2 separate regions of the Mus musculus genome follow, and region 2 is linked to region 1. The links are chromatin loops, found by intact Hi-C in ENCODE. Cell type or tissue: left cerebral cortex. All regions are shown on one strand. Links, peaks and the distances in the headings refer to the core of each region. The heading gives the core; the rest is flanking DNA. Region 1 holds the start of Gpx8 (glutathione peroxidase 8 (putative)). Region 2 holds the start of 1700084D21Rik (RIKEN cDNA 1700084D21 gene).

Region 1 (8,000 bases), core at 1-8,000:
CATGCACAAGATGAACTAAACACCACACAATATATTTGTGTGTTAAAACATTCCTTGATGACCTATATGTGTGTACAATTTAATGTTTTATGTATCAATTTTTAAAGGTTTAAATAAAAATTATCCTGCTCATTTTCTAATAAGAAGTATCTGTTGTTCTCATTGCCCATGCCTACTCCTGGGGCATTCTGAGCCTCCATCCATCCCCTGAGGTCCTTCTGACACGTTTGGAAACACTGCTTTCACGAAGACTTATCTTGACTTTCTGCTCTGCAGACTTTCTGCAACTCCCTACAAGTGGTTTCAGGACACGAGGAATTGATTTCTTGTTTTTCTCTATTCCCAGACTCTTTCCACCTTTATAGGAACTTCTTAGAAAGCTAAAGGTCTCCTGGTGAGCAGAACTCCTTCACCAGACTGCTGGGGCAATCTTGCCTCCTATACTGTCTCTCACCAACGTGGTTTACCTATTACCAAGAAATGGTATGGTGTTCTGCAGATCAAAGGATTCTGGTTATGAAGCTAAAAAGTGTTAAACTCTGTTCTTGTTTGCTGTGTTCACTACTTCTTTAAACTTAGCTGAGTTAACTCCTTCCTATTGTGTGTGTGTGAGACAGAGAAAAAGAGACAGACAGACAGACAGACACACAGACACACAGACTCACAGACAGACAGAGACAGAGAGAGACAGAGAGATTTCTGTAGGGTCGCCCTTGCTGCCTTCTGTTTCCACTCCTGGCATGTCCCCAGAACTCGGTTTGTCCACAGCTGGCTCCTTCACTGGAACTTTAATCACATGTTTTTCGAAGACTGAGGTTGCCAATGAACCATGCCAATCACTTCATCCCGCGTTGACTCGTTAATTTCCCCACCAGCCATCTCAGCAACCCTTCCTCCCACTTAAAAAAACCTTCCTTCACCTGTTAAAAGAAGACTGGTGAGTTTTCTGGGCCATTATCCCTCTGCAAAGACATGTAAGTGTGGCACATGCTATTTCTGAGAAGAGCCTAATGTAGGTAGAATGTATAAATAAGTGACAAATCCCAATATCTGGGAGATGACATCAGATCGTGCACAGGGAAACCCTGCCAAGTCTGTGGTCATCCTGGGCCTGCCTAGAAATGTATACCCCATGCTTTCAGTATTTGACCTTCCCAAACCTTAAGGAGCATTAAATAAACACACTGGCCCTAAGTTTATCCTTGACAAGAAATACGCACTTGCTATTATGATGTGTTAGCACTCGATGTGGTGGCATCCAGCTGTAGTGCCAGCTCTCGGGAGGCTGAGTCAGGAGGACCAGAGGAGACCACAATCTCAAAGCCAGTCTGGACATATGGCAAACTCCCATTTCAAATAATAATAATAAAACCACAGGAAGGTTTGCCCTCACACCTGAAAACCTAAGTTCAGTCCCCAAGACCCACGTGGCAGAAGGACAACACCAACTCCTACAAGCTGTCACCTGACCTCTACAGATGTGCAGTGATGCTCAGATACACATACACAAACATACATACATGCATCCATATACACACACACATACATTCACACACCAAAACATACATAGATGATGATAGATGTAACATTTAACTAAATAGTTTTAAAAGTGTCCATCTACAGCAAACTTTCATATAAGACCAACATGTGCCTCAGACACAAATGATTGCTTACTTATTCAGAATGCTGGCTTGTGCTGAGATTGCTTGCAAGTTTAAACAGCAGAACTCTAGCCTTTTCAAACCCACTCTACTCTGGATCACTTGGTGAATCTCTGTAGGAGAAAACAGGCCAGTGTATTTTCTCAAAACAGTATTACCTTATATACAAAGGCCCTGTCTGAGGAGCGGTGCACCAGCAACCCTCACAGAGGGAACCACTCTAGCTCCCTATCACAAAGGGATGAATCACATGGTTCAAATTTTCAAATTTTAGCAGCTCTTCTATAGGTTAACTGTTTAGAGACCAAGTTCCCCATCCATTTACTTGGATTGCCTGATGAACTGGATAAAGGACTTTATCCACAGAGACAAGGCACACATCCTTCCCGTAAGGCTCTGGGGCTGTGGTATGCATGCATCATGAGGAGATCCTACAAAGAATTAAAGTTCTTGGGGGCTGGAGAGATGGCTCAGCAGTTAAGGGCACTGACTCCTTACCTAGAAGTCTTGAGTTCAATTCCCAGCAACCACAAGGTGACTCACAACCATCTGTAATGGGATCCCATGACCTCTTCTGCTATGACTGAGGACAGCTACAGTGTACTCATAAATAAAATAAATCTTTTTTTTAAAGGGGAGGCTATGAAAATTCTTAGTCCAGAGGTCTTGGGTGGACTAGGTGAAGGTAATGTAAGAGGTTCAAGGGTCCCAGCCCAATGGAGAGTGAGGCCAGAGTGGCTGAGTAACAAAAGAGTAACAAAGGACATGGTGGAAGGCGGGTCCTTTGAACAGGAGGTGGTGGTGGTGGTAGTGGGAAAGGGGGAGGAGGAGGAGGAAGAGGAAGAGGTGGTGGTGATAGTGGTGGTGGTGATGGAAGAGGAGGAGGAGGAAGAGGTGGTGGTGATGGTGGTGGGGGTGGAGGAGGAGGAAGAGGTGGTGGTGATGGTGGTAGTGGAAATGGTAGTGGTTAGTTGGTTGCTTTCTAATTTTTTGTTTTTCTTGTTTTTATTTTTGAGACCGGCTCTCTGTGTGTAACCCTGACTGGAGACAGAACCATGATCCCCCTACCTCAGCTGCCACAGTGCTGGGATTACCAGTACACACTACCATTGAATCCTCTTACCTAACTTCAAGCCTAAACTACCTTTGCTCAACTACACCCAACCCCACACACAACAGAAGCTGGGGACAGGTGCTCAAAAGCACCAGGAGCAAGAGAAAGCCAGCGTCTAGACCTCCTAGAAATGTGCAGTGCCACCAAGTGGATGTCATGTTAGTCCAGAATTTCCTGTGTGGTAAACAGGGCAAATCCTAAGGAGGCTGGGGATATGCAGCCCTCAGCTGCCTCCAGTGTCCACCCCCAGTAACTATGCTCTTCAGAGCAAAGGCCCTGGGTAGTGAGCTATAGCCAAAGAGAAAAGAGATGAAAGATACAGCAGCTAATGAGTGTGTCCGCACAGATGTGGGTTTGCGGATTTCATTTGGGGCTTGTGCTTGAATTCTGCTATTTAAATATTTGAATTCTGCTGCAAGGGTTGTGCTTTAATACAGAGCCCAGGATTTTTTCATCTACAGTTTGGAATCCATGAGTCATTTTCATAGGTCAGAACCATGCTGTCTCAGAAGTGCAATGGTCAGGACTACAGAGTGGGTAAAGAACCATTTCATGAAATTTATCAGTGGGATATATGTGCGTGTGTATGCATGTGGGCATATCTATAGTGTGTATTGTATATATGTGTATGTATATGTATGTGTATGTATATGTATATGAGGGGCTATGTGTGTGAGGGTGCATATGTGGGGGGAATGTGTGTATATATGTGTATGTATGGGGATATGTGTATATGGGTGTATCTGGGTGTGTGCCTATGTATATGTGTGTATACCTGTGTGTATGTGCCTATGTCTGTGCCTGTGTGTTCATATGTATACCTGTGTGTATCTGCATATGTGTGCCTGTGTGTGGATGTCTGTGTGTGTGTATCTGTGTATGTGAGTTGTGTGCCTGTGAATGTGTGCCTCTGTGTGTGTGAGTGTGTGTGTGTGTGTGTGTGTGTGTGCATGTTATGTTGTAAACTATCTCACCAGTGACAAAGACAAAATTGAAGAAGACAATAGCTGCTATGGTTTCTAATAGAGAATGGGTGTTATGCCTTTATGGCTTTCTATTTTTGCTGTCTTCTCCTGGCATCTGGTTGCCTTCACTAGATGACGTCAGAATAAATAGGATGATCTTTTCCAGCCTTCGTTGCTCTATTATAAATATTCTCTATATTCATATAGTACGTCAATAAATACATAAAACCTTTAAGTTCTTTGTGGTCACACGTCATATTAACAGACCACATTAATCTACACTCTAAGCCATTTCTGGGTGTTATTCAGTCCTCCACAGCCAATCTATTGCTCAGTGAACACACGGGATGCTGAGCAGCCCGATGACCACTCATTTCCAAGTTACAAGAGCACCACCTTCTGGTAAAACGTTTTCGTAGAAGGGGGCGTCTTAAGGATCTACTAAAACGATAGAATTCTTCTATCAAAAAAAAAAAAAAAGTTAAAGTGCAGCCACGTTAACAATTTTTTTTTTTTTTTGATTTTCTGACTTCGTTTGATTCTTCTGGGAAGGGTCCTCCTGCTCTTCAGCAGCCGAAGGGTCTGTAACCCCTTCCGGCTCTCCTTAAGCTCGGCGGGTTTCAAGTTTCAGCCCCGCCTTGCATTCCAGCCTGCTGAGACTCCCAGGATCGTCCAAAATGGAGCCTTTCGCTGCCTACCCATTAAAATGTTCCGGGCCCAAAGCAAAGATATTTGCAGTTTTGCTCTCTATGGTTCTGTGCACCGTGATGCTTTTTCTCCTTCAGTTAAAATTCCTGAAGCCGAGAACCAACAGCTTCTACTCCTTTGAAGTAAAGGATGCCAAAGGAAGGACCGTGTCTCTGGAAAAGTTCAAAGGCAAAGTAAGTCTTCCGGCTTTTATTTCTGTTGTTCCTTGGCCCTGACACTTATTCTCAGCATAGAGTGGGGTTCGGCACAGCCATAAGTTGGAATGTAGTCTTCAAAGTAATATCGTTAGTGGTCCTTTTAGTTATCAGAATTCTAAGAGCTTTAAACTTCCACTCCACAAAGCAACTGTTTTTCTCGAAAGCTGTCTTCTCTTTTGTGAGGAAACGATGCTGTATTATCTAGGAGATGCTTTGAGACCCGCTACTAAGAGTGTTCTTTACATAACCTAACTAAAACTTTGTCACAGTCTTCGACCATTCATTTGGGTTATGGTTTTCAATAAAGTTGGATCTGTCTAAAAATATGGAATCTATCAGACTTCGTAGTCTGCCAAAATGGCTTAGGATTTTAGCTGTATGAAGATTTTTTTTTTAATCTTTTGCTTCTCTTTCCGGTGGGTCTTTTTTTTTTCTTTTTTTCTTTTTCCGGGAGGCTTCCCTGGTTGTAAACGTGGCTAGTGACTGCCGCTTCACAGACAAGAGTTACCAGACTCTCAGGGAGCTACACAAGGAGTTCGGGCCCTATCACTTCAACGTCCTGGCTTTTCCGTGCAATCAGTTTGGAGAATCGGAGCCCAAGTCCAGCAAGGAGGTAGAATCTTTTGCGAGACAGAACTACGGAGTCACATTCCCCATCTTCCACAAGATTAAGATTTTAGGGCCGGAAGCAGAACCTGCGTTTAGATTTATTGTTGGTAAATATCTACTCTGCCTCAATGTTGTTCATTCTTCTCATTTCATACATTACATATGAATGATATAGAGAAAGATAAATAGATACTTTTAGGGCTAGAGCTCATATTTCGTTTATTTTACTGGGAAGTTTTCATAAAACTGTCAAGGATCCAGAACCTCGCCCTTTGCCACTTTCTAACTCGATGTTCTGACTTCTGGGATGGTAAAGAATTCTACTTTGATATGTTTTTACTCCTGTGACCATCATGGTGAAGGCCTAATGTGAAGCGTGGCCATGCCTGCTTTCCCAGATACTTCAACTCTCCAGTAATCTAACTGCCCTTTGGGGCAGTCTCCCTGCCTTGTACTAATGCTGCACACTTCAGGGATACCTGATGGCAGCACATCATTAACTGAGTATGTCTTTATGCTTACTTTTATGGTGGCCTCTTTATCTGAGTCATTATCCTCAAGGTTGACCTGTCAGTTTGCCAGGGTTTTGCAGAGATCCAAAGCAAAATAACTTATTTTCAAAACCCAGTCATGTGAGGGTTCCTCTATAATTAAAGTAGCCACGGGAATCTATTTCCACGGCCATCTATTTAAAGCAAGCTAAAGCACTTGTAAGACAATGAACAGGAACCCTGTGGCTTTTATTTCTGGGGTATACAGAAAAGGTAGGACAGGAACTCTTTCTTGAGCAAAGCATCCAAGTAAAATCTAACAAGAACTCTGTCAAACACTATAGCTCTACAGCTCTACAGCTCTTACTGGGAGCGGGGGGGGGGGGGGGGGGGGAAGGGGGGGAGCTTGTGGAACCTAACTCACCTCATATAACCAAAAATGCGACAAACAGTATGTGAGATCTCACTGACCGTAGACAGGAGAGTAAGAACCTAGAGGTAAAGTCTAGATTCCGGAAGAAGGTATCAACTCTGCCTCCACCACTGACCAGCTACAAATCATCAACTTTAGGCCTTCACTTGTCTCCTACACAGAACATTGAGGATAGCAATGCCCACCTCTGGGGGCTGTGAGAACAAGCTGAATGCTGAGCGTGCTTGGCTAGGCACAGAATCGGGACTTAATGATTTTAGTTTTAGTTGATGTATCTTTTTTAAGAGATATTTTTATTTTTATGTATATGAGTGTTTTGCCTGCGTGTATGTCTTTGTACTTGTGTGCCTGGTTTCCAAGGAGGCCAGAAGAGGGTACCCAGTCACCTGAAACTGGAGTCACAGGCAGTTGTGGGCCACCACATGGGTGCTGGGGATCCAACCCAGGTCGTCTGCAAGAGCGGCACTCACTCTTGACCACAGAACTATCTCTCCAACCCCTAGTTAACATCTCTTTTTCTCATATTCATCAATATTAGGGACACAGATCCCGAATTATATAAATGAAAACATTTACATTAAGATTTATCAAAAGACTATTGTTGTTTTTCAGTGGTTATCTCAAGTCCCCTACCATTTTCAGCTATTTCATTCATAGCAATATTTGAAACCTTAGTACATTAAATATGAAAGATCAGTTCATACACTCCTATTACCAAGGACTTTAGAATATTTTATATATTTAAAATGTTAAAAACAGACTGATGTGGTAGCAAACACCTAGAATCCCACTACTAGATAGGTGGAGCCTTGGAGAATTAAGAGTTCAAGGTTAGCTTTGGCTATATAGTGAGTTCAGAGTTAGCCTGAGCTATGTAGTGAATTTGAGGCCAGCCTGGGCTACATGAACATTAAGAACTAAAGATTAAATTTGTTCGGTCTTGCTAGGCCTGGTGGCACTCACCTGTGAGTCCCAGCATTCAAGGGGCTGAGTCGGGAAGAACATAAGTTCAAATGCAGCTTGGGCTACATAGCAGACAAAAAGAGAAAATGTCTTTAGATCAACACATCTAAACTATACAACTTTGTTTCATGTCTCAACTCTAGATCAGGACAGCTACCTATGAAGTCTGATTATTAAAGCTCTGACCTCTGCTCTCTGTGGTGTTTTATTTTGTTCTTCTTGTTATTAATGATATTAGGACAATCCTAATACCTGGTTATAATATTGTCACTTATGCATATGCTAAGAAAACTGAAAATTTATCAACAAAAAATAAAATCACACTCATGGAAATATATTCTGAATGTTTTAGATTCTTCCAAGAAGGAGCCAAGGTGGAATTTTTGGAAGTATCTGGTCAACCCTGAGGGACAAGTCGTGAAGTTCTGGAGGCCAGAAGAACCCCTTGAAGCCATCAGACCTCATGTATCACAAATGATTGGGCAAATTATTCTTAAAAAGAAAGAGGATCTATGAAACCACCGTGGAGTCAGGCCAGTACAACAGGACAGAGGTTTTAGATTCCAAAACATACGGTACAAAAAAGATGTTTAAGGCCATCTTACTATACTACTCAGATGTAATGGCTGTCCCCAAGATAGAAATGTTACCTATAGAGGGAAGAAAGAGGCTTGGAGGCCAACCCATGATGAAGTATATTACTTCTATTGACCAGAAGGAAAAATCTAGAATGTTCAGTCACCAATACCCTTCACTGTTGTCCAACTTAACTTTCTCTAGGATTAACCTTGTGGGAAAAGCACACACCACATGGGACCCGGAACACTGTGAGGGTGCCATTTTTGGAGTAACTAACTCT
Region 2 (11,220 bases), core at 1,880-9,879, 93 kb before region 1:
CCTCACTTCCAAACATGAGTGGATTATGAAGGTGTATTAATTACTGCTCTTATTCTATGATAAAAAAAAAATATCCTGACCAAAGCAACTTAAAGAATGAAGGGTTGGTGTGGGGTCACCATCCCAGAGTAAACAGTCCCTCACGGTGGGAAGTCATGGCAGGGATATCTTGAGGCAGCTAGTCACATTACCATCAGAAGGCAAGGCGGGATGAGTTCTCACTCTCTGGTAATTTTTTTCTCAGTTTTATGCAGGCGAGGACCGCAGTCCACAGAATGATCCCACCCATACATAGGGTGTGTCTTCTTCCCACCTCAACTAACCTAATCTAGGTAATTCCCCCACAGATACTGCAGCGGCTAACCTGGTCTCGATAATCCCTCACAGGCATGACAGTGACGTTTACAATCAGTGTTAGCCATTCCAGAAGACCAACGTACCGTCTCATTATTTTATAACAACGGAATGAACACCACGGTAAGGGCCATTTCTCTTCAGATTGATCACAGCTCCAGCAACAGTGAGTCTGCTTTCCCTGAGAAAGTGCTCACAAAGTTTTACACAATTGCTGGTCACCAACTGAGGTGAGCCAATGCCTGGCCTCCAAAACCGTAAGGAAATAGAATCTTTCCACCATAATTCACCTCTTCAGGGTTGAATACTCTTCCCTCAGCAAGGTGTATTGCTTTGAGCTCCTGGCTATAAATTTCACCAGCTTTGACTTTTTTTTTTTTTTCAGTAAAGCTTCCCTGAAATGCTTCCATCAGCTCTGGAACAGAAGATAACTCCTTGGCTGCAAACGTCTCGAGCTCCACAGGCATACTCCCTTAAGAGACACAGAGGGACCGATGCACCCCACTGCAGTGCCAGGGAAATGTTAGTGATCCCCCCAAAACACAGACAAGAGCCAATCTGATGCAACAGCAAGGTCTTTATTCTATTCAAGCTAGCTTGTCCCCCCACCCCAATGCACCACTGTTACAAAGGACAGTTTTGGGGTGGGGGAGCCCTGAATGTTTATGGGGCAAGGCTTTATAGTAAGCAGCAAGCAGGGAGTATGTATGCAAGAATCTAATTGGCAAGCTCCTGTGTCCTTTAACATAATTGGCTGGTGCTGGGAGTCATATCATAAACTTAACTTCTGTTCCTTCTACATTGGTGGTCGTTAGGCAAGAGATGGGCTTGTAACCTGGGGTGCAGGTTTGTTGAGGGAATGACCTGAAGACACTAGTCTTGTTGAGGGTGTAACCTGGAAACTGCTCTTGATGGGGATTAGCCTAGAGACTGGAGCTAGGCTCAGGTTTTGTTGGGGGGCAACTTGGAAACGAATGCTAGATACCAGCCTGTTAGTCTACCAGAGCTCAAACTTAGGTCAGGTTCTCTAAAATGAAGTCTGGACTTAAAAGATTTGGCATCTCACCACTTTGTGTGCACAGTTCTGTATTCAGCAGTTTTATTCACTCACAGTCAACAGTGGTCAGAAAACATTATATGGAAAATTCCAGAGAAAAGAAAAAAACCACATTCACTTAACTGTTCCTGAAGGATACTGTTACAGAGTTCTACTTTATTATTATTCGTCCTAATCTCTTACTGTGCCTAACTTACAAGTTAGTATTTATCATAAGTACATGTGATGTGTTGTGTCCGGCCAGCAGATCACAGGTCTGGGTTCTAGCCTGGAAAGGCATTTTGGAAACCTGGAAGAGAAGGGCTGGGCTGCGCAAGATAAGGAAGGAACCAAGACAAGCTTTTTGCTCAAGGTTCAATTTTAATGTCAGCAAACACGCTTTATAAAGAAAAGGGGAGGCCCGTCCCTGGCCAAGCAAGTTCCTTAGAAGTAGATAGTTCAGCCTTTTAGCGGGAACTCGCGAAGATCACAGCTCGGTGTTAACTCTGGAAGATTCCTGGAAGAGAACCAGTTTGGCCTCCCTGCAGGTTGGGCCTCAGGCAGGTAGTGGCACATAAAAAAAAAAAAAAAAAAAAAAAAAGAGCAGCACAGCAGGTGACTCCGCTCAAGCGGAGGCAGATGGTCACAGCCAGCCTTGCTAGGCTGGAAACATTTCCCCCCTTTAAATAATATTAAACAAAACTGGACTGAGGCAAAGAGAACAGTACACTCTACACTCTTGGGCTGGGGATAGTGTTGTGATTTGTTCCCTACAGGTAAGTACAGAGATGACTGTCTATAATCAACAATCATGTTCATACCTTGTCAGAAGTAATTTGTCCAAGAATCTTTCAGCCAGAAGAACGAAGACCAAAGTGTGGACACTTTGCCCCTTCTTAGAATTGGGAACAAAACACCCATGGAAGGAGTTACAAAGTTTGGAGCAGAGACAAAAGGATGGACCATCTAGAGACTGCCATATCCAGGGATCCATCACATAATCAGCTTCCAAACGCTGACACCATTGCACACACTAGCAAGATTTTGCTGAAAGGACCCTGATATAGCTGTCTCTTGTGAGACTATGCCGGGGCCTGGCAAACACAGAAGTGGATGCTCATAGTCAGCTATTGGATGGATCACAGGGCCCCCAATGGAGGAGCTAGAGAAAGTACCCAAGGAGCTAAAGGGATCTGCAACCCTATAGGTGGAACAACATTATGAACCAACCAGTACCCCGGAGCTCTTGCCTCTAGCTGCATATGTATCAAAAGATGTCCTAGTCGGCCATCACTGGAAAGAGAGGCCCATTGGACTTGCAAACTTTATATGCCTCAGTACAGGGGAACGCCAGGGCCAAAAAGTGGGAGTGGGTGGGTATGGGAGTTGGGGGGCGGGGGGAGGTTATGGGGAACTTTTGGGATAGCATTGGAAACGTAAATGAGGAAAATACTTAATAAAAATATTTAAAAAGAAAAAAAAAGAAAAGTCAAAAAAAAAAAAAAAAAAAAAAAAAGAATCTTTCAGCCACCTTCCTACAGACACTGCTTAAAGTAACATTTAAGAGTATGAAGCTTGGCAGAATGATCAAGCACAAGAAAACTCAAAATATTTTCCTGCACTTTACAAAGGCACAAATTCAGTTTAGAGACATAATCTAATAACATAAAGAAAAGTCCATTCAAATGCCTATTTTCACATCAGTGTAATTTTAATTTAGACAGGATCTTTTCAGTGTAATATTATTTTATAAATTCCTTACTGTGTGTGGCTCGAGAGATGGCTCTGTGGATAAGGTGCTGGCTACTTCAGCATGAGGACTGAGTTTAGATCCCCAGTACCCAGGCATGGCAGATCTGAGCAAGACATTAATGAATAAGGCAGAAGTGGTCCAGAATTTGTCAACCAATGAGCTTCATGTTCACTGAGAGATTTTGCCTTGACAAAGCAAGGCAGAAGACAATAAAAGAAGATATTTAATATCAACCATTGGCCTCCATCTGCCTGTATCCACATATCTACACGCACACACCACACACACACACACACACACACACACACACACACCACACACATTTCCATACCACAAACAACAGAGTACATATATAGTCATTACACCAACTCTCTTAGATTTGTTCTCTCCTAAAGCAGAAAGGAAAAGTCTTCTCTAAAAGAAGATCCAAAGAAGTACTAAGGGAAAATTCAGAGAGTGTGTTAGGAGAGAGGAGGAAGCCTCATGAAGAGATTATCACTGCAGGAACCTGGGCTCAGACCGAGAGACAATAGAGGGCACCTGGAGTTAATCAGAGAGGGCATAAAGTGACTACAACCTACTGTCAGTCAATAACTAAAGGGTGTTCCGAGAGCTCTTACAACCGGAGCTCAGAAATGAACGAATAAACCAATGGATGAAGAAGATCTTACAGGCAAAGCCTATAAAGCAAGGAGGAACTGTGGCTCATGATATCAGTTACTCAGAGTCCCTGTTCCAGCCATTCCTCCTTCCTCTCGTCCCTTCAGGATGCTGGCATGGAGCACTGTCAAATTCCTGCTTCTAACCTTTGAGCAGGTCAAATACCGCCAACTCTTTTACACTTCCGTTCTCTACACTGCAGTCTCACTTCAATCATGAGAATCTAGATTCTACCTTTTAAGAAGCCCAAGAACTGGCCATGAATCCTCTGACTGTTAACTGGATCTCTGTATCTGCAAGAACGGCAAGGCTAGAACCATGGATTTAGTATCCCTGAACTTACATACGTCTGTACTGCGTGCCATCCAGAGAAGCCTGGGCATGCATCTACTTTATGATTTACTTGGTTCTGTGGTTTGTGTGTTTGGTTGGTTTGAAAACAAAGTCTCGCGCAGCCCAGGCGAACTTTGAATTGGCTATGTAGCAGAAGTTGACCTTGAACTTCTCATCTGTTTTCTTCTGCCTTTCATGTGCTGGGATTGCAAGCCATGCATCACTACTCTTGATTTAATATTTGTTGTTGTTGGTTTTTTTGGGAGGGGTTGTTTTTTCAAGACAGGGTTTCTCTGTGTAGCCCTGGCTGTCCTGGAACTCACTTTGTAGACCAGGCTGGCCTCGAACTCAGAAATCCGCCTGCCTCTGCCTCCCAAGTGCTGGGATTAATATTTGTGATTGTTTGTATATTCTTGGACAAGGGAGTGGCACCATTTGGAGGTGTGGCCTTGTTGGAGTAGGTGTGTCACTATGGGTGTGGCCATAAGACCCTCACCCTAGTTGCCTGGAAGTCAGTCCTCCACTAGCAGCCTTTGGATGAAGACATAGAACTCTCAGCTCTGCCTGTGCCATGCCTGCCTGGATACTGCCATGCTCCCACCTTGATGATAATGGACTGAACCTCTGAACCTGTAAGCCAGCCCCAATCAAATGTTGCTTTTATAAGAGTTGCCTTGGTCATGGTGTCTGTTCACAGCAGTAAAACCCTAAGACATTTTTTTTTCCTTTTTCAATCATTAGTTTATTTATTTTACATCCCCATTATAGCTTCTCCTCCCTCCTCTTCACCCAGTCCTTCCCTCTCTTACCCTTTCTCCCATTCCTCCCCCCCCCCTTTCTCCTCAGAGAAGGCGAGGCTTCCATGGATATTATATATATATAGGAGCTGAAGAGATATCTCAATGGTTAAGAACAATACTGCCCTTGTAGAAGACCAGACCACAACCTCCTATAACTCCAGCTCCAGAAGATCTGGCAAGTTCTCCTGGACCCCATGGACACCTGCAACTCACACACGCACATAATCACACAGATACAGCCAGGCGGTAGTAGCACACACCTTTAATCCCGCACTCGGGAGACAGAGGCAGGCAGATTTCTGAGTTTGAGGCCAGCCTGGTCTACAAAGTGAGTTCCAGGACAGCTAGGGCTACACAGAGAAACCCTGTCTCCAAAAACAAAACAAAACAAAACAAAACAAAAATCACACAGATACACACATAACTAAATATAAAATAAATATTTTTAAAAGGTATTTGAAAATTGGTAGCCACATGTCACATGACCGTGATCTTCGGGAGTGGGAGGTTGAAACTGCCCTACCCCACCCCCCCCACACACAATGGCATGAGCTTAATTAGAAAGTATCCTGGTGGCATCAGGCAAGAAGTGACAACTCCAAGAGCCTAGTTTGGTGGGTCTCTTCTTTGAGCTTTGTTTTCTTATTTCAAAACAAAGAGACTGATCTGGAAGACTCTATTACAGCACTACAAAGTAAGTGTCTCTGAAGAAATAAATGTGTTCTGTGTCTGCGCTGCCCGGTGTGGGAGCCCCACTCACAAGTGACCTCCCAGCAGGGACTGGATCTTTAATTCTCATTGTCCAGTTGTATTTACTCCCGTGAGTAGCAGCTACTACATTGAAAGGATGCAACTTTAAAACATGATTTCTAAATACCCTAAGGCTCTGGCATCCTAACAGTCTACAACTTTATAAATAACCCTACATCAGCCTTATTCCATCTACCAAAATTTATATTCTCACTGTTATAAAACACAGAGAGAGAGTCAAAGGACTGAAATTTGACTTCCTCAAAATAAACAGTAGGTGTCCCCATTACCCAAAATATCAACTATTCAAATTGTGTAAAAATAAAATTTTTTTAAAAAGCCTGTGGCTAAAGGATAAACAGCCTAGCCAGGGCCTAAAGCTTAAGAACTCTCTAAGTCTACATAATTAGCATCACGCAACACTTTTATCCTCCAGAGCAGAGGCCTAACTAAGTATCACCCTGGTCTCTTTGAGCTGCAGCTAGAGCAAACCAAAGAATGAATGACTTATAAGAAACAGAGACTGAATCTGTCTGCTATGTTAAAAAAAAAAAAAAAAAGGAGCCAGGATATGTTTGATAGAGTGTAGTATGGTGAGATGGGATGGGTGCCTCTGTGGGCCAATGCTGAGGCATCCCTTCCCCCTGAGGTACCAGCCATATGAAGGGTTAGGGACACGGGAAGGGGAATTGAGAAGGGAGTAGAGACAGAGAAAGATGTGGGGCAGGAGAAAGAGGCAGAGGGAGAAAGAGGGAGAGGGAGAAAGGAGTCAGAGAGAGAAGAGAATCAGGGAGAGAGAAGTAGCAGAGAGAGCAAGGAGGGGGCAAACAGCCCCTTTTACAGCAAGCCAGGCCTACCTGGCTGTTGCCAGGTAACTGCTGGGTGGGGCTTAGAAAGAATGCTAACAGAAATGGCTGCAGCTCTGAGGATGGCAATGTCAAGGTCAAGGGAGCAGAGTCCCAAGGCACCAAATGATAAGGAGCCAAGGATACCCCTGTGGCAGTCTTGATCTAAGCCCTGCTCTGGTCCATTGACCACAGAGGCAGCCTTGAAGACCTGTAAATAACTTTCAGAGCTCCTTCCCATCACCCATGGCCCCCTCTACCCACGATTATCTCTTTAGCAAAAGGTCCCCCCGCCAACCTTTAGCTCATTCTCCCAAACACAACTTGGCTCAGGTGGGAAACTTTTCAAGTGTTTTACTTTCTTCTTTCCTTTTAGTTAAAAATTATGTCATTCAAGTATTTCTCTCTCATTTTACTGCAAGCAGCCAAGGTATGCTGCACCTCAGACCCTTTGCTGCTTAGATATGTTTATGCCAAATATCCTACTTTGTCACTGTTAAGTTCTGCCTTTGTCAAAGACCTAGGACCTGCTTTCATCCCGTGTGACAACAGGACCTTTACTCTACTTCCTACTTCCTCAGTTCCCTCTGAGGCATTGGCAGAATGATCCTGCCACCCACTTTCCCACTAACATTCTGGTCACAGCCACTGTCATCATCTCTAAGAAGTTTCAGGCTTTTCCTACAGTTCTCTTTTTCTCTGCCCTTACCAGCATCACCCTGTACTGTGGGATCCAGTGATCTAGGCTCCTCTGCCCTGATCCTCTAAATCAGTAGTTCCCAACCTGTGAGTTATTGCCCCTTTGGGGGTCAAACAATCTTTTCAGAGGGGTCACCAAAGACCATCTGTAAATCAGATATTTGCATTACAATTTATAACAGTAGTGAAAATGCAGTTACAAAGTAGCAACAAAAAATAATTTTATGGTTGAGGTCACCACAACATGAGGAACTGTTTTAAAGGGTTGCCCCATTAGGAACTGTATTAAATAAAGGGCTACAGCATTGGAAACTGTATTAAATAAAGGGCTGCAGCATTGGAAACTGTATTAAATAAAGGGCTGCAGCATTGGAAAGGTTGAGAAGCACTGCTCTAAATTCTCCCAGCCTTCTCATCAGTATTCAGTCACAAATTGGCCTCTCCCTATCAGGCATTTGTATAAAAACATTCTGACCTTCAATATCATTTTCTGCCCTGGTTTGTTTTCTGCTGCTGTAATCTCAGAATTCCTGAGGCTTGGAGTCTAAAGCCAAGGGATCCTCATCCGTTGGCCTATCATCCACAGGAGAGGGCAGAAGGAGAAGGGAACACACGCAGGATAGATGAGGGCGAAACTTAACCTTCCTTCGGGAACCCACTCCCAAGAGAAGCAATGGTTACTCTTGTGATAACCAATCCTCCAGTGTGTTCCACTTCTTGATACAATTGCTTCGAGAACTGAGTTTCTCGCACACAAAATTGAGTAAACGTTCAAATCACGGTGTTATCAGATACAATCCTTGAAAAGTAATTACCGGCCATCACTGCAAAGAAAGGCCCATTGGACTTGCAAACTTTATATGCCCCAGTACAGGGGAACCCCAGGGCCAAAAAGGGGGAGTGGGTGGGTAGGGGGTTGGGGGGTGGGTATGGGGGACTTTTGGGATAGCATTGAAAATGTAAACGAGGAAAATACCTAATAAAAAAATAAATAAAAAAAGAAAGAAAGAAAAGTAATTACATGCAATCTATAAAAATTATTATAAAGTGATCAGATGTGCAAAGCAAAAACAGTAATCCAAATCATCTGCCCTTGGGGGCCCCCAAGTAATTAATCTTATCACCTGTAATATGGGTGTGTGGTTTTCAGCTTCAGACATTTGCTGTAGCTAGATTCAATGTATCAAGCTGAAACATCTATGTAGCTTTGACTTCCTGCCCAACAGCTGGGCTTTCAAATGTCTCAGTATAGGACCACAAAGCTACAACTATATTTCAGTATAAATACTCTAAAAAGCCAAATATGCCCAACTATTTCTTTAAGCTCGTTTAGGGAAAAAAATCAGCCATCACAGCTACCTCTTAAAAAGTCTAAATAACAGAATAGACATTTAAAATTAGTAAACTGGATTTCAATTTTTTTCATGTAACTCATTATGATTATTATGGATATGGCCACAATGAATAATATTTCTGGATATAAGTGACAAAACTACATTTTAAGATTGCTTCTGGCAGAAGTTCAATTGAAATATAGACAGCATATCAAAACCGTTGTGGACTATATGTTTTAATAATACAGAATCCATATATATCCATCATCTAGGCCATACCGTCATTTAGTTATCAAATTTTACCAACTCAGGGACTTTTGACAGATAAAAATGCCATATCTTATAAGCTAAATATTATGTTTAGGTGCATAAAAAAATAAAACAAACACATAATTATTTGGGGGTAGAGAAAACACTAAGCTACATGTTTGAGAAATGAAATATTCAGCTACCTTATGGGACTACAGAGGTGTGTCATCTTAGGCTCCAGTTCCTGGTCTCTGGGCACTGAGGAAGGCATGGAAGGAGGGACTTCAGAGTTCTTCTCCTCTATAATCACTGAAAAGCAGGATTCAGTCACCCTAGACTCTACTTATTTGGCGACTCAGACTACACCCACATCAGTCACAATAAAGGAGAAGCCAGTTTTGCATCTGGCAAAGATTGTGATTTGGAAATGATTCCAGGCAGGGTTGGCGTACAGGATGGGTACCACTTGCAAGCTAGGGGAAATACCCACGCTCTCCCTAGACCAAATAGGTAATAGCCATGACCATTCCTCTATTATAAGCCTTGCCACGGCACTATTTGGTTCACATCATCTATTCCACAGCACCTGGGCTGTCTTCTCTGACCTATTTGTGTTTGATTTGTGTTTGGGGTTTTAGTCAGTCCTCATCCCTTCTTGTACTTCAGTGGAGGCAATTTCTCCTAACCTGTTTCCAATTCCTCTATCTCCTGAGCTGAGTGGATTCTCTTCCTTGCAGTTTCCATCAATCCATGGCCTTTTCCATCAGGGCCTGAAGGCTGCTAGCAGAATATTCACTTCCAGGAAGCTAGGATGAGGGTCTTAAGCCCACACCCATCGTAACACACCTACTCCAACAAGGCCACACCTTCTAGTAGTGCCACTCCCTGGGCCGAGCATATATAGACCATCACAATGTGCCTCTGTGGCCTTGACATCAGCCATTTTGTGTAATGATGGAATGAAACCCTGGTTAGAGTGGACTTAGGGGACAGCCAAGGTAGATGGACTGGAGTCAGAGAGGGAAATATTATGAAGGTAAAAAGCTAACATGAAGAAGATGGGTTCAAGGAATTGAGAGGGCAGGGCACTGCACAGGTACTGAGCCACCTAGAAAGAAGGCAGAAATTGTAGTAGAGAAGGAAGACTAACCTAGGGTCTAAAGTTTTCTAGTAATGAGAAAATTCCTTGGAAACACTCAAGAGAATGGAAACACATGGCTCAGCCATTTTCTCCTGAGTACACACTCAAAGGAATGCAAGCAAAGACCTGTGAAGCAATGATAGTAGCCAGGAATTGAGAACAGCCCGACACCTTCAGCAGGTGAATGGGTAAACGGTGGTGCATTATTCAACAATTAGAATACATTCTGATGCAGGCTGCAACAAGAATGGACCTTAAAAATACTATACCAACAGAACAAAGCAGTCAAAAGGATGAGTGGTATTTGATTCGACTCCTTTGAAACATTTAAACAGGCAAACCCATTGACACAGAATAAAGGTCACCAGATGCTGAGCGGAAGGGAGAATAGAAGGGCATTTCTTGCCTTACAGTTCTAGAGTTTCTGATAGGAAGTGATGAGAAAGATTTAGAAAGGTAGCAGTGAGAATTTGAGATGTTATGCCTCTATTTGATACTATTGAAGTCATTAGTAACATGGTTTAAAAGGGCATTTTTATAATCTATCTAGTATTTAAATTAATAATGCAATATACCTAAAATCATCTAATTACACTGTTACATAGATGACATGTATAGCTTATGACCTAAATCTTAATGCAGTGACTACACGAAGCTAGAAATGAGTGACTGTCCCAGAGACAGAGCAGAAGCAGCAGCAAGCGGGTGGTTTAGGTGGTGACATGAAAGGATGTGCTACTGTGTTGTGTGCTGAGAGGCTGGGGAGAGCACTCTGTTACCTAGAAAAACCCACCACACGGTACATTTTGGCCTAGACCACATCTAACTGACCAAACTCTAACCAAATGAATTTGGTGAGAACCCCATCAAAGTCTGTTCTCATGTCAAAGTTCAATCTAAGCCCACAGTTCAGAAAGTCAGTGAATTGCGTGGACCCTTTTTCCACCACCACTTTGTGGGGAAAGCCTGTTCCCACACCATCCTTTACTGACAGAAAAGAACAGTGATGACCTAAACTCTGGCAGAAACACAGGAGCCCATGGCCTTCCACATTCTCCGCTCAGCCCACTCCATCCTGACGACGTGCATCAGATCTTCCATGTCTACTTGGTGGGAACCCATCATCAATAACCAAACTGATTCTAATGCCTCTAATCTATTCCTTTCCTCTCTGTAGTCAGGTATTCTGACCTACACAAAAGTTCCCAACTGATCATGTCTGCAGCTGGGAAGTGTGCAGCCTCTCTTCTAATGTGAGTTTCTACC

Evidence for each region. Peaks named below come from ENCODE experiments on the same cell type or tissue, not always from the same donor. Only the 100,000 strongest peaks of a DNase experiment are listed, where the experiment ranks them.
Region 2: it touches region 1 in a loop (5-fold over the local background); 12 of 42 quality-filtered maps call a loop at or near these places.

What each region holds. Positions count from the first base shown.
Region 1 is chr13:113,042,793-113,050,792 of GRCm38, reverse strand. The region is part of intron 2 of Cdc20b (cell division cycle 20B); the gene reads right to left. It overlaps Gpx8 (glutathione peroxidase 8 (putative)), which reads left to right and starts at 4,405. Exons shown (of 3, transcript NM_027127.2): 1 at 4,405-4,621; 2 at 5,100-5,361; 3 at 7,494-8,000. The coding sequence starts at 4,418. The coding sequence ends at 7,657. In left cerebral cortex, for the core only: CTCF peaks have their summits at 2,934 (motif pointing left) and 4,135 (motif pointing left); DNase peaks (open chromatin) are centred at 2,865, 4,113 and 4,378; H3K4me3 peaks cover 1,399 bases.
Region 2 is chr13:113,134,549-113,145,768 of GRCm38, reverse strand. 1700084D21Rik (RIKEN cDNA 1700084D21 gene) reads right to left here and starts at 9,693. Exons shown (of 3, transcript NR_131045.1): 1 at 9,500-9,693; 2 at 9,017-9,122; 3 at 1,757-1,907. In left cerebral cortex, for the core only: a CTCF peak has its summit at 5,966; no DNase peak of the experiment used is centred there.